Linked DNA regions of Homo sapiens: region 2 is linked to region 1. Evidence: chromatin loops called from intact Hi-C (ENCODE). Cell type or tissue: endothelial cell of umbilical vein. All regions are shown on one strand. Each heading gives the region's core, and the rest is flanking DNA. Links, peaks and the distances in the headings are about the cores only.

Region 1 (7,755 bases), core at 2,135-6,134:
TGAGTTTTTAGCCCTAACAAATCTGAGTGATTTAGGCATAAAACAAAACAAAACAAAGCAGAAAACAGCTTTTCAGCTTGATAATTCTTTCTGGTTTGTTATACCTCTCAACACCTTCAATTCTCAAATTAGTGCTCAAGGTCTGCGTTGGTGGCTACATATATTTCTGCATTGTTGTGTCTTCCAGTCTGAGAATATCTGGGTTGGAATGAATTTCCTCTCAGGGAAATGGGTGAAAATAACTTTTTGCAAAACATGACTGCATCATCCCCGAGCACCATTACAACATGCTTAATGGGCTGTATATAGTATTTTTATTATCTTATAACTTCAGCTCCCTTAACTTGTTTGAAGGTCTTTAAAATGCACCTTTGAGCATTGTTCCATGTGCTTTGTGTCCCTTGAATAAATATTATACCCCTATTGACTTTTTAATTTTGAAATTTGATAACAGTAGTGAAAGAGAAATCCCTGACCATTTTATGTGTTTTGCCACTTCATTTCATATAGCTTCTTTCTCTTTCCGGCGATGTATTTAGCAGACATTTCTCTGTTTTGAATGGGTGTTATTTGGTTGTTAAAAAAATAATAATAATAACTAAATCCCATCGCTGCCTGTTAATCTTTAACTGTTCTTTAACTGTTGATATGAGCCAAATGGGAAGTGTTTGAAATATTGAAACTGACTAACCTACACCTTCTACTGTAAAAAGTATGGGAGAGGAAGCAGTGTCTTGGGCTGGCAAGGAATCCTTATGGACTAGATCTCAGAGATTGATGGAGCAGGGTCTGAGGGACTGTGAGTGTTCCCTGAGAGAAACATCCTAGGTGCCATCCTGCTTAGGGCATTGAACATTGTGAAAGATATCTGTATATCTCACTTCTGGGGTGGTGAAGGGTCTATGTGAATGACTTCATACAGGTCTCTACAAAGTAAGTCATGGCCAGTCTGGGCTCTATAAATAGATAGGGACTGTGCTTAACTGTCAGTGAATCTGAGATATTTTGATGCCTGTTATTTGTTATTGAGGATTTATTATGAGCCAAAGATAGTGTGCTGTACTTTTAAATCTTTATTTTATTTAACCTTCACCACAATTCCACTAGGTTAATATTAGTGCCATTATCTTTATTTTATAAATTAAGGACTGATTCATAAAGCTTATATAATTTACATATGTTCCCAGTACCCATAAGTAGTGGAACTATAGTAGAAGGATGTTGTACATAATATATGAGGTTTAAAAATTATCCACACCCATGCCTTAGTTGTAGAATTTTAAAACTAGAAAAATTTTAGAAATTATCCAGTCTTCCTCCACTATCACCAGTATTTCAGATGAGGAAGACCGTGAAACCCGGAGAATTTGAGTTTCCTTTTAAATACCCTGATCAAGCTCTGCTACTGTAACAACTTCATGGGAGGAACTCTACTTTTAGTGAATTACACATCAATATCACTTTTTACTGTCGTTGTCATAAATACTTTAGATTTAGATAGGTCACGAATGTAGTATATTTAAGTTCAAAACTTAGAGTTTCTTAATCTGTTGAGCTGGGGAGGATTGCATGAGGCAGGATTGAGTGGGACTAGTTAAGTTGAGACGATCTGTCTGGACTCTGCATTTGTGGTGGAGATCCCATGCAATGGCAATTAGGTAGAAAGAGCATGCAACTTTGGTGACTGACAATTTGTACTTAAAAGCCAACAACAGGGAATCAGGTGTTATACTTATCCGTCCAACTACCTCTGAAATACATGAAGTTACATGTATTTAAAAGGTAAAATGAGATATTCCCTGTATCTGACCTGTGTCTAATACAACTTTGTAGGCTGTTTGAGGTTGATGTATTTTTTCCTTTTAAAGGTTTTTGTTGCTATCAATTATCTACTTTATACAGATCAGATGTGATTTGTGAAAGCAAGGAGGTATTATATGTATGATTTTTATGGGGCTTTGTAGCCCTATTAGGGATGGGTCTTTTTGGTCTTCTTGGTTCATTTCACAGTTTCTCAAACTTATGTGTGGAATCCACTTGAAGAACATGTTAAAAGATTCACATTTAGAAATTCTGGAGTGGGGCCCAGGACTGTTCTTTCGCTCCTCCTTGCCTAGCAGCCCAGGGGATTTTGATACGAGTGATTCATAATCAAACTTTGACAAGCATAGAGTTACAAGTAGGATTGTGCTTCTGATCTTTCTAAGATGCCTCTGATGATCTTTCATGTAAAAAAGAAATATTTAGCTTATTAGACCACTGACAATTTCTGGGTTTTGCCAAATCTAAAATTAGAGCCTGAAGATTGTATTTGTTTATCTTTACCGAGATTATATTTAGGAATACCTAGGAACCTAAGGAAACAAAATATTTCAATGACTTCTTTGATGCAGTATGAGGTTTTCCTTTTAATGTAGACAGTTTATTTTTGTTGGCTGTGATTCTTTTTATGCAGTCTTGTTACATTGGGCTGAGACATGGAGGTAATGAATATTTTTCTTATCTAGGATCAAAGAATACTGAAAACAGGAAAAAAAAATGTGGGTATTCAGTCTCATCTCTACCCTTAACTTTTTGATATTCCTGCCTTGCTCTCCTCAAGTGTTTTGGAATTGTTTTAAAGATATGTGTCTGGTGTTTTTAATGTTTTGTTTATAATTAAATGTCAGAATATCCTTGTTTTCACAATGGCTGCAGGTGAGTGATATCCAGTCAATTACCAGTTTTCTGTTACCTCAGCCACTGGTCAGCATAGTGTTTTCTGATAGGGCTGTACCTACTGTGAGAACAGGTTGCAGAGGACACTGATTCCTCCTTTCTACCCTCTTCCAGACCTGCCTATGCATACTAGTGAAACAGGTATTTGTTTTCTCTGGATAACACCCTCTTCGCCCTCCATTTCTCTGTCTCTCTCTTTCTTGCCCTTTTCCAAGGCCCCCAATATAAGCATTTTGGATGGGGTGGTAGAGAAAGTCCCCTTAGATTGAGAAGCCAGTAAACTTAAGTATGCTGTCAGGCTTCAAGCCAAATAAAGTGCTGAGCATGACAATTAATTGGATAACTACCAGAATACCTCTTACTGTAACTATAATTCAGAATATCCCTAGCTGAAGTTAAAAAAATGATGTTAATTAATTTGAAAGTTGCTAAGAGTCCCTATCAAATGCCTGTGCTCTGTTTGCATGCTAGGTTTTGGCATTGTGAGCAAGAGGAGACACCGATAGTGAAGCTCTATCCTTCTGCTAGGGATTTAATACTCTTGACAAGCCAGGAAATAGGTGGTCATGTCTCTATCTCAAAGATGGAGGAGAATGAAATGCTCGGGGTAAGCGTTTCAAGCCAGAGCTGTCCTGGTTGATTAAGGTCATCTGATCACTTTGCTAAGTAAAATAGGAAGATGAGGACACATGTTGAAGAGTTTGCAAGAAGAGCAAATAATTAAATATTTTCTTTTAAGCTCTGTGAAATTAACTTGGAAGTTTTGTTGCATTTCAGTTGAATAAAAATAATACACAAAAATGAGCTGGTTTTTTAAAGTGAAGAAAGAGGTGCACATAATGTTTCCTTTGTGTCTTTTGAATATTTTATTTGGAAACTAGTTAAATTTGCTTAAATACCCATTTGTTTTTGGTTTCAGGGATTTTGATGTTTGTTTTGAGATCCTCAGCAACAAATTATATTTAGAGAAATGTGGGATTGCCTATTATTAAGACATTTTAAATTGTTTGAAAATATTTTTAAAACATAATAAAAGATTTATGCTTTTTAATTTTGTATCATCAAATCCAAACTGCAACTCCTTATGTTTTAATATATAATCATACATACATATATCATATATTGGGACATTAAAGTTTAGGGAAATGCAGTTTGCAGTAATGACTTTAGATGTTCTTCCTGGCTCTCTTTAATTTTAGGCCCAAAGTTATTTTCCTAGCTGTATTCACATTAATTGTTTAGTATTTTACTGCATATTTTTGTGTTTTTACATTACAGAGATATTTGTAGACTGTTCATGAATTGTAATTCTCTTTTTAAATAACCCCCTTTTGGGGACTTTGTGTGAATTTCCCTTTGATTTATTATAGACTATAAACAACTCAACAGACTCTATTGTTTGAATAAAAAATACTAATCATGTCATATTTCTGCATCATATCCTGATCTATCCTTCAATTTTAACTTTAGAAGTAGCTTCCTCTTTGTTTTCCTGAGCTCAAGGCAGAATTCAGAACACTTAGAACAATGTATGAGACAGAATAACATTTTCAATGGGGGGAAAAAAGTTCAATTCTAATCCCTTCTCACGTTATGTTTTGTATTTTTTAAACTTGAAGTGCTAGAAAAGTAAATAATAATGATATGAATGATTTTTTTCCTTAGAAAATCAACTGTCAATTAACTAATGAATATTCTTTTTAATCAGTGTTAATTGACAAATTTCCTGCACTTACAAACTCACTGCTTGCATAATAGTTTCATTTTGACTCTTCCTGATTTCCCTTTTATGTGTTGGTAGTCCTGTTGGGTGTAATTCTGCATTATTTTCTAAATTCCCTCATCTGGAGCTAGATGGAGCTATGAGATCTTTTGTAAATGTATACAAGGCCAGTGGCTCTTCTTCATCTACTTGTGGCATTAAGTAGATTAAAACCCAATTTTAAAGCTTTCTTGTCCCTTTATTCTTAAAGACAGCATGGAAGAGAAAGTCTGGATATCTAAAACACAGTCATTAAAATGGACAGTCACACAGTTCTTTAATTATCATTTACTACTGAGCAACTCAAAAAACAAAAACCCAAACTCCCAAAATCAAAACAAAGAAAAACACCCGGCTACATATATACCTATTCTTAACACTATTGACTCAAAACTACATTAAATGTGTTTTCATTAAAAATATAATTATTTTTGTTTTGTTTTCCAAAAGATTATAATTCTCTCAGAAATCCACACAATACAGAAAATGATGGGAAAAGCATATGGCAATTGTTTTAGGACTTATCTGCCAAATTTTATACATACACATTTTATAGATAGATACATGGATAGATAGTTATATATATAACATACATGTAATATATATGTATGCATATAATTATATAAAAATGTAGAAAATATTTCACAAGGAAGGATTAAAAGTTTTGCTTAAAAGGTTTTGGATAAAATGTCATCTTCAGTTTCCCTGTATATAGGGACATTTAGATGATCTCGTCACTGTATCTTATCCATGCCTACAGAGCATTTTGGGAGGAAAGGTATTCATTTTTTGTGTTTGTTTAGTTTTTTGCTCAGCTTTTTATTGAGCTAGCTATGCGGTTTTCTTGACTTGTTATTCAGTGTGTTTAAGTCCTAAGAGATGTGCCCAGACTGCTGTCATACTGTTTAATATCTGTTAGGACAGAAGTTGTTAAAGGTCATCTACCTACTTTGAGAATCTAATTGTAATAAATTCTTCTGTGTGTTTCTCTAATTGGATTAACTTTAGCTCTATGCTGTTCACATATTTGGGTAATTATATGAATAATTTTCATTTACCTAATTTGGCAGATACTACATAAACCAAATACTTATTTGAACTCTACACCATCTTGCTTTTTAAGTTACTTGTAGGCTTTACTCTTGAGTCTTTTATTGTGAATTGTATCCTTTTAAACTTTAATGTCCCTCTATATTCTGTCCTTATTTGCTTCTCAAATCTAGAGAGGAGTAAACAGTATTTTAAACAATTTCTAAAGAAGTAAGAGGTAGGGAGGTGGTTCTTGATTTGGCTTTAATAAGCACTTCACTTGAAGAAAGGGCATTTTACTAATCTAGCTATTAGGTAAGTAAAAAGATAAAGATAATTATAATGTAATGATTATAAAATAACTAGTAGATAATTAACAGATACATAGATAGAGGTGTTACATGTGAAAGACCTGAGCAGTGAAGCTCTGCATAAGAAGGACAGACACTAAAGCGTATATCCTTTACAGGTAGAATCTTGTTCAGGATCTGCTTTTTCTTGCTTTACACACAATTTGACTAGGCTTCATTCTCAGTCTTTTACCCTAAAGAGGACGTGAATGCCATTCAGTCCTCACAACAGTAATATATGGCGAAAGCTGTTTTTCCTATCATAGCAGGCAAGGCAACTATAGCTGAGTCCAAGCCCCAGGTCTGAAAGTGGGAGATTTAGACTCGGTTGTCTGATTCTCAAGCCAGTGATTTCCCCAGCCATTCATTATTCATTTGTCCCCCAGACACTTCATCACCCATCCGCAGGACTTTCCTAAGCACGTATTTTGTGCCAGACACTCTTTTAAGTTGCTAACCATTTAATGGTATGTGAGACTGATGAGGTCTGTGCATCCATAGAATACAAATGCTTTTGAGGGTAGGCAAACAGTACATGAGTTTGAAAAACAAAACAACATGAAATTACAATGTGGTAATAAAGAAACAGGATGATGTGTGAGTAGCTAGAAACAGCCCTGGGTAGGTTGATCAGGGAATGTCTGTCTGCAGAAGTTACACCTGAGTCCACGTAATGATTCTAGCTGCAAATAAGAAAACAAAAATATAGTAGGCATCTGGCAGTGAGAGAAGAGGCAGGCTAATAGTAAACAAGAAGGGCAGATAGGAATAAAACAAAACTAATGGCCATGTGTGGTGGCTCACACCTGTAATCCCAGCACTTTGGGAGGCTGAGGGGAGCGGATCACTTGAGGTCAGGAGTTCGGGACCAGCCTGGTTAATATGGTGAAACCCCATCTCTACTAAAAATACAAAAATAAGCTGGGCATGGTGGCGGGTACCTGTAATCCCAGCTACTTGGGAGGCTGAGGCAGGAGAATTGCTTAAACCTGGGAGGCAGAGGTTGCAGTGAGCCCAGATTGCACCATCGTACTCCCGCCTGAGCGATGATCAAAAAACTCTGTCTCAAAACAACAACCACCACCACAACAAAACAAAACAAAACAAAAAACAAAACTAAGTGTGGGAGCTCTAGGTTTAGGAACAATGAATGGCCCCTTTTAGCACACATGTCTCTCATGACAGCCCTGTATTACATCAGGGTACATTAATTGATGCTTATGATGATTAAAATAATTTATACAAAAAGATGCGTGAATTCTGTTTTAAAAAGTAAGCACTCCTGAACAATTTTAGGAAAAGTACTAAATTTGAAATAAGTTTTGGTGCTTAAAATGGGTAAAGAACCAGTAGTAAAACATTCACCTCAAAAGACAATTACAATATTGGGGATGACAGAGAAGAGAGAAGGGAGGCCTAACTGTAACATTTATATTTCTTAGTTTTTAAAAGATATCCAGTACATATGGATATACAAGGTAGGGTAAAATTTTTTGTTATTTTTTTTTAAAAATCGAGGTATAATTGACCAACAAAAGGCACAGGTTTTACATGAACAGCTTGATGGGTTTTAACAAATGTAGTCACATGTGTCACCACCACTCCAACAGAGACGTAGCTGTTTTTCATTATTTCACTAAGTTGCCATGTGCCTCTTTCCAATTAGTTCTTCCCCACCCCTGAGGCAAACACTGCTCTGATTTCTATAATATCACCCTAGCTTGGTTCTACAAGTGCATATAAAAGGAATCATAGTTGCTATTTTGTGGGACTTGGGTTCTGTCATTCAATAATTTTTGTGAAATTCATCCATATTGTTGCAGGCATCAGTGGTTTGCTCCTTTTTTATTGCTGAATAGTATTCCACTGCATGAATATATCTCAGTTTATTCGTTC
Region 2 (7,755 bases), core at 2,344-6,343, 800 kb after region 1:
GGGTTGATCAGTTCTGGAGCCCTTAGTCATGTTAAAAATTTGGGCTCCCTTCAAATAGTGCCTTTTTTAGATTATTTACATTTTGATTCACAAAAATGTGATTTTCTATGTCATATCTCAAAAGTACAGTTTTGCATAAGCCAAGGTGCCCCTTAATGGAAACATGACTGTGTTATTGGTGCCTTCTGGATGAGCAGTTGCCTTTCATCTAGGGTGCCGGTTTACTGATGCTGCTTCTTCGTATACATGTGTCTGCCCCATTGGGGAAGGTGGGAGGGAATGGATTTAGAAGATTGGGTATAGCGCTGCTAAACTCTAAGTCAATTTGCCTGACCATGTGTTTTCAGGCAATTAAGGAAATACACTTGAAAGTTAACTCATAGGAATGTGCATTGGGCACTGAGCACGGTCCATTTACTCATTTCTTTCTTAAGGATGATGTATCATTGATTCCTCAGTGGGATCTCCTTGGTCTGGTTCTCCCATCCCAATGGATGTCAACAAGGCTTCCTGGAAAGGAAGGATGGAAGACTTGGGTCATCTATTCTCTAATCAAATGTATAATTAAAAAAATAATTTTGAGACTGAGAAGCCTACTACTTAAGCCGTAACTAAGGAACAAGTCTGCATTAAAGTAAAATTACTGGCATGCTAAAAAAAGGTGGCTTAAGAAATTAAAACTCGCAAGGTCAGGGGAATTTTTAGGGAGGCAGAATTATCTGGGTCCTCAAGGAAAAGAAATAGAAAAATTTCTGCACTAATTCTTTTATTTCTTTAAACAGTCTAGAGGTTTATTGAATTACAGTTATAAGTAAGAAAAAAGCAGTTTGCCTTTCTTGGGGAAGAATATTTTAAGCTCTTATTTTTTTTCTTTTAATATTAACAGAGTTTCTGAGAATTCTAAGGAAAGGCTTTTCCTAGTATCACAAAAAGAAAGGGCAATAAAGTTTTGAATTTGGTTTATATGGCTGGCATTTAGGAAGATATAGTAAATTATTCTGATGCATTGACTGGTAAGTTTTTTGGTGATTCGTATCAGGTTGCTGTATTTATTTTAAGACCTAGTGTATAAATCTCATTTCCATTAATTCAAAAAACATTTATCAAGCACCAATCATGTACCTGAAACTGAGTTAAACACGGCAATTCTCTGATGAGAGCAATACTACCATTTATTTAATGATAAGTAAAATCAAATAAAAACTATGCTACATTAGGCCCTTGCTATAAAAATTTAATAGAATCAGAGTTGGAAAGCTTAAAAATATTTTAGAGGTCATCTAATCTATGACAACTCATACACACAAAAGTATATTTTACATGGGACCCAGAACAGTTGTGTATGTTTATATGTATATTTTACATATATATATCCTTTTATATACATATTATATATGTATGGATATATATATGTATGTACAAACCAGTTTCATGAAACAATACATACTCTTATTCTGATTTATTACATTAAAAATGCTGATCACAATTCTCTAAATTGGTTTTATAACCCATTAACGAATGGCAGTCTGAACTCTGAAAAACACTAATGTGACACAACAGCATGACCCCTTATCTTAAAGATGAGATTGAGCCTGAGCCAGGTTACTTGCTTACATTAGAGCCTTGGTTAGTGGAAGGGCTAAACCAGATTTCCTGACTGCTGGTTTCCTGGTCTATCACATTATCTTATTTTCTTCTTAGAACTCATTATCACCATCTGAAATGATCCTGCTCATTGCTGTCCTGAGTGTTATCTGTCTCTCCCTTAAGGAAGTGAAGCTCCTGAGAACAGCCACCTTCACAGATGTACTGGCTGTTATTCCACTCATGCAGAGCTTGGCATATAGCATATGTTCCATACATTTTTTTTTTTTTAACAAGGAGGGCTGTAGATTCGACCCTGCTTTCTATCAAGTGTAGATTCGATTGAATAGTTTGGTAGGGTCATTGCTGTGGAATAACAACCTGCCTTTTATGAGGGAGGAAAAAGAAGATGAAACGATGTAGCCAAGGCGCACACAGCATCAACACAAAAGCCAGAACCGGAGTCTAGGTCTCTTGACCCCTGTTGAGGGCCATGAGTTCCCTATGATATGTTGTCTTATATTTTTAGTCTAATAATATTATTAAGTTGACTTGCCCCAGAATACTCCTCTCCCCTAAAGTGTAACTCTTTCATTTTCTTTTTTCTTTTTTTTTTTTTTTGAGATAGAGTCTTGCTGTGTCACCCAGGCTGGAGTACAGTGGCACGATCTCGGCTTACTGCAACCTCCGCCTCCTGGGTTCAAGTGATTCTCCTGTCTCAGCCTCCTCAGTAGCTGGGATTACAGGCACCTGCCACCACGCCTGGCTAATTTTTGTATTTTTAGTAGAGTTGGGGTTTCGCCATCTTGACCAGGCTGGTCTCAAACTCCTGACCTCAAGTGATCTGCCACCTCAGCCTCCCAAAGTGCTGGGATTACAGGCATGAGCCATGGCGCCTAGCCAACTCTTCCATTTTCTAAGGAGTAAGGGAGCTCAGTGTTGGAGAAGCCACACTATTTATGAGAATACTGTCAGTCAAATACAGCAAGAGGAACACATACTTCCAGGTGTGTTGAAAGGTCAAAAATTACATTTATTCCTTCTAAGTTATAATCAAATGAAATGAGAAATCAAATGGGAAATGTTTTCACATCCTAGATCCTTGCCAAATTCTAGCAAAGAAACACAAAGTCAAGTAAATATGTAATTTAACTTTAGGGTACTTTTTAAAGGGAAGCAAATTGCTTCTGGTCAGAGATTTTTGTTTGGACAAGTTTCCAGTATGAATTTTAAAACAGTTTAGAAACTCAACTCTGGGAATCCATGTCACAGAAAAAGGGAATGAGAGAGAGAGAGGTGGGATTAGAGACAGCTTCTCACTTTAAGCTACAGGAGAAACCTCACATTCTGGAAAATGACCACTGTTCAAAATAGGTCAAATTGCAATTTACCGTAATTCATCAAAACTCTAATGGCCACTGGAGAAAGCCCCAGTTTGATCTGGCCCAGGACTTAAGGGTTCCTTAGGGCAGGTGCACCCCAGGCTTTTTCTTTATAACCCCAGCATACCCAAAGTAGACTCTACCCATCTTGGATCTTCAGTAAATATATGAGTCTAACAAATGTGACCAAGAGCTGGTGCCTTTGATCCTAAAATAAAAGTTTTCACTGAATTTTGATGAGTAGCATTGGGCATAGAGTTTGGGGCAGCTTGGGGAGTATTCTACCTTCTGAATCAGATTCAGCAAATAATAAATGGAGGCATATGGTCCATGCTTTATCTGGTGACTCTAGACCAGAGTTTCCTAAAATTGTTGTCACTTTTTTAAAGGTGGGGAGGGAAAGTTTGGATTAGAAAGAGAGAAGAGGTTACTAGCTGAAAGTGATCATATTTATTGTGCTCTAGAAACGATTTCCCATTTAATATTATTCCAGCATAAATGTTGCCCCTGCATTCCATCCACAATGCAAAACATCAGGGAACAAGCTCCCATGAGAGCTTGTTTCTGCTTAATGTACCCTGGGGGAAAGCCTAGAAAACATTAAAGCAGTAGCTAGGCGCTTTAATGAAGTTAGCCTGCTGAAACCAGGGGAGGTATGCCCGAAGTACACCTGAAAGCACTTTGATTATCGCATCGGCTTCAAAAGAAGCCCCTTCCTTCGTTTTTTAGCTCTGCTGCCCTGAGAAATAGAATTACACCTTTATATTCAGGTTAATTTTGCTGTCTTGCTGAGGCCTGAAAGCATTTCTAAGCACTCTGAAGATGTAAGGGAAGCGGGCTGTTCCTCTCCATCCTGCCCGCCACGTCGCAAGCCCAAATGGACAGAGGGTGCTCAGAACCCTTCAGTTTGAAGCATGTCCTAAGAATGTAAAGTCCAGCACAATAAATGCCTTCCAGTTCTGAAAAAGATAACTTCCTACTTTCTGCTAACATTGAGTCAATCGGGTTCCACAGGTTTGCTTTAAAAAAAAACAAATCAAACCAAAACAAAACAAAACCTCAGATAATCCCTGGCCTTCATAAGCTATCCCTCCCCTAACACACACGCTGCCTTTAGCTTTTTAATATCATCACCTCGCTCTCCATTTCCTTTTGTTTTATAATGCTTGTGTTTCTTTCTTTCTTCGTCTTCCTCTTTTTTCCATTTTTCTCTTTGGCTGGTCTCTCTGCTTAGCATTCCTTTCATTTCCTTTTGCATCTCTCTTCCTCTAGGATTTTAGTTCCTCGTTTCTGCTTGTTGTTTCCTTTTCTGGTCACAGCTGCCCCCTAATGGTTTTCAAGATCATTACTGCTTTGGACTAGAGGAAAGAGGGAGGCAAAGAGCTAGAGAAGGAAAGTTAGAGAGAAACATAAAATGTGTCTTTGCTTTTAACTTTGCCATATCGTCTCAATATCTCTGGAAGAATATGCAAAACCTGCATCAATGGGGAAGAAGTGAACTGGAAAACTAAGGGACAGGTGTGAAGTTTGTACAGGATACTTTTTCGTGTAATTTGAATTTTTAAAAGATGTGTACTACTTATTTTCTTTTTTATTTAATTTTGAAATAAATAAATAGTATCTGAGTCTGGAGACTGAAAAAGAGACTGCCTCTATAAATGATTTCTTGGTTGCAGCAGGAAAGCAAGCGCCATGCCAGCCCCCTCCCCATCAGTGTGCTCATCCAGATACTAAGGGTTGATTGGCAGCTCAGTAAACTATGTAGGAGTAAATATGACGGAGGAGAGTGGGAACTAATGACTATGGTGGGTGTGAATTAACCCACCCTGGAGTCTCCTCAATAGCAAAAGGTCAGCTCCCTGACTACTGCCTTTCCATCAAGACTTTCACGCTCAAATTAGCAGCTATTGCCATCATAATGTAACAATCACCTGACATGTAGATGTCTAATTAAGGCACCATAAGTCACAGGTTACAAATTTGAAAACAGCAATAGCAACAATAAAAAAATCCCTTACAAATCTGTGGGGGATTTGATAGGGTACATATGCATGTGAATGAAGGCAAGGTAATGTGCACTAGTGGGTGGAAGATTCAAGTTTCCAAGAAAATTCATCTATGAATTTAGTAAGAGAATGGGAATTTTCTCTTCAAAATATTTCTGAATGATTAAAAATTTCATATCGTAGCCCTAAAATATCCAATTGCATAACCTATAAGTGCTATGACGTTACAAATACATTCTTGGCCTTTGGTTGTGATTGCCAAGTGGAATCTGTATTTTTTATGATAGGCTAGAAAAAGCCTTGTTGAAAAATATCTCCTCAAAAAGCCCTGCCAAGATGCCTGACATACTCATTAGCACTCGCTGTTTGGGAAAAGTACCCAATGCAAATACTATGATGATGGAATATCCATTGAAGCCCCATCCATGCATTAACAGTTTAAGGATAAAAGAGCATTAATTTCAACTTGCTTAGGTTGGCCTACAGAATTCAGACTAAAGCCTGTTTTAAATCCACGAGTGAGAATGCGATCAGGAAAGAGTCATAGCCAAAACTCAAAACCAGATAAGGTTAAAAATCATTCAAGTCAACCCATCATTCTGTAGGTGAGAAAAGTGGTTCCAAATTGGTTAACAGAATTTTCAAGGACACCCAAGTAGAGACTGAAGGTCCAGCTGCCCTGTCCTCAAGGCTTCTGCTGCCCCCACCTGCTTCTCCGCGGTGGTCTCCACTGACGAGTGGAGTTGAGGCCCGAAGCTGGGAGAGCATCATAAAGACCCTGACTCCTGGTGAGTGCTCTGGGAAAGTCATCCAAGAGAGCGTAGAAAGAACATGGGATGATAGACAATAATATGAATATAAGCTAGCTCTTCTCTTCCTTAACCAAACAGACAGTGAGCATTTTCAAATGCTGCCTTGGTAATCAGAACTTCTGCTGATACTGGGGTTCCTTTCTTGGCAAACAAGTATGGTAACCACAGAGATTGATAAGGGTGTGAATTTCTATGGGTTTCTATGGGAATTATTCAGCTCTGGTCTTTTGATTCTGAGGCTGAGTTGTCCAACATGGTAGCTGGTAAGCACATGCGGCAATTTACATTTAAATGAATAAAATTAAATACAACCTACAGTTCAGTGACTCACTCACACTAGCCACATTTCCAGTGCGCAGTAGCCATGTGAACAGCACAGAGACCACCGTCCTTGCAGAAGATTTAATGGAGAGTGCTGTTTTAAGGGAGAGGGTTGACTGGGTCTTTTTGATACGCTTATTGCCTCAAAGGTAGAAAAATTAATGTAGCATAGGAAGATCAGACTCATGCTAAAGCCAGGCAGACTGGAAGAAGCAATAGGGCTTCTTTAGGTTCTTTTTCCAAGGATTCCAGGGAGGTCTGAATGAATTTTGCACATTTTGCTGCTGCTTTTTAAATTTTGTTTCATAAGGGCCCCTCCTACCAGATCCAGTGTTTGTGTCTGAGGAAGAAATGAGATATACACCCAGTATGGAGTGAAGGAGATTTCAATACTTTATGGAAATCTGTAAGGATTCCAGAAACCCACCAAATAGAATATACTAGAAATATCAATTTAGAATAGAAATGTCAAATAGAAACTACTGGGCAATATTCAAGTGTGCTGGAAAAAAAAAAAGTTGATTGTTTAAAAGGCGAGTAAGAAAAAAAAAAAAACCCTTAGTGACCAGAAACCTGGACTTTGACATCAAACAAAAGAGAGAATAATAAATTAGGACCTATTCCATTTTAACTGAAGCTTTGCTTCTGAGACAGATGTAGCTAAACCTTAACTAGGGCAGTGTGTTAAATTACAGATTAAGATGCAATTATGCCTTAGATCTTTCCTTTTCAGGGTGAGAGCTTATTGATGTTAGGGCTCCGATAAGGGGAAGCACCATGTGACACGTGATATCTATTGTGGAAGCATGAAACTTCTGGAGCTTTTAGATCCTGTGTTCCCGAGAGGCAAGACCTAAATCTCTGTCTTGCTCGCATACCTCTGGCATAGTCATGCATCCATGAACATTTCGTAAGTACAGTGGGATGAACACAGATGGAAAAGCATACCTGAAACGAACCTCTAGTAACCACCAATGGTTGAGTGGGCTGGTGATGAAAGGTCTGGCTCCAGCTCATAAACCCATCAGCCGCTACTTTGAACATGTCCCTGCAAAGCTCCTGCCTGCATGAGGCGAGGCTTTTGGTGTTTTCAAATTGGCTCTCTGCAGTTGCTGCTAAAGGTCACAGGTAAATCTGGGAATTCCACCACTGCAGCATTTTCGAGAACTTGTTCTTGGTGGTTTTTCCAAGAAACCTGAAACATCTGCCCCATATTGAAAAGTACCCAGAGAGGAAATGTGAAGGAATGCTTGTCCAGGTTTCCTTCAACGGAAGAGCATTTATGGAAGGCTGTGTGTAAATAGAACACATCAGATCAGAAGTTCCCAACTACTGGTCTGTGGAGGCTTTGCATCAGAATCACCTAAGATGTGTGTTAAAAATACAGATTCCCAAAGACCACTCCAGACCCAAGGAATTTCACCTGCAGGAAAATGGTTCCCAGGAATCAGAATTTTTAACACTTCCTCCAGGTGATGCTGATATACCCTAAGGTTTGGGACTGTCTAGCTGGGAACACTTAACTTTCCACAGGGGTGTGGCTTGGTAACAGCTTTCTCTTAGCATCATTTACCAACCTGTTTCATGTTCCCCCACATCCCTTCCCGTCAAAGGAATGGAATGTGGAGTGGATTATCTAGTATTATTTTA

The links. Peaks named below come from ENCODE experiments on the same cell type or tissue, not always from the same donor. Only the 100,000 strongest peaks of a DNase experiment are listed, where the experiment ranks them.
Region 2: it touches region 1 in a loop (12-fold over the local background); 62 of 110 quality-filtered maps call a loop at or near these places.

What each region holds. Positions count from the first base shown.
Region 1 is chr2:204,867,218-204,874,972 of GRCh38, forward strand. All of the region lies in intron 2 of PARD3B (par-3 family cell polarity regulator beta), which reads left to right. Among named protein-coding and RNA genes, the nearest start is that of PARD3B, 330 kb to the left of the region's middle. In endothelial cell of umbilical vein, for the core only: no CTCF peak of the experiment used is centred there; DNase peaks (open chromatin) are centred at 2,284, 4,184 and 4,564; H3K27ac peaks cover 1,081 bases.
Region 2 is chr2:205,671,820-205,679,574 of GRCh38, forward strand. No RefSeq gene overlaps it. Among named protein-coding and RNA genes, the nearest start is that of NRP2, 6.8 kb to the right of the region's middle. RefSeq lists an enhancer at 6,596-7,755. In endothelial cell of umbilical vein, for the core only: a CTCF peak has its summit at 4,286 (motif pointing left); a DNase peak (open chromatin) is centred at 4,272.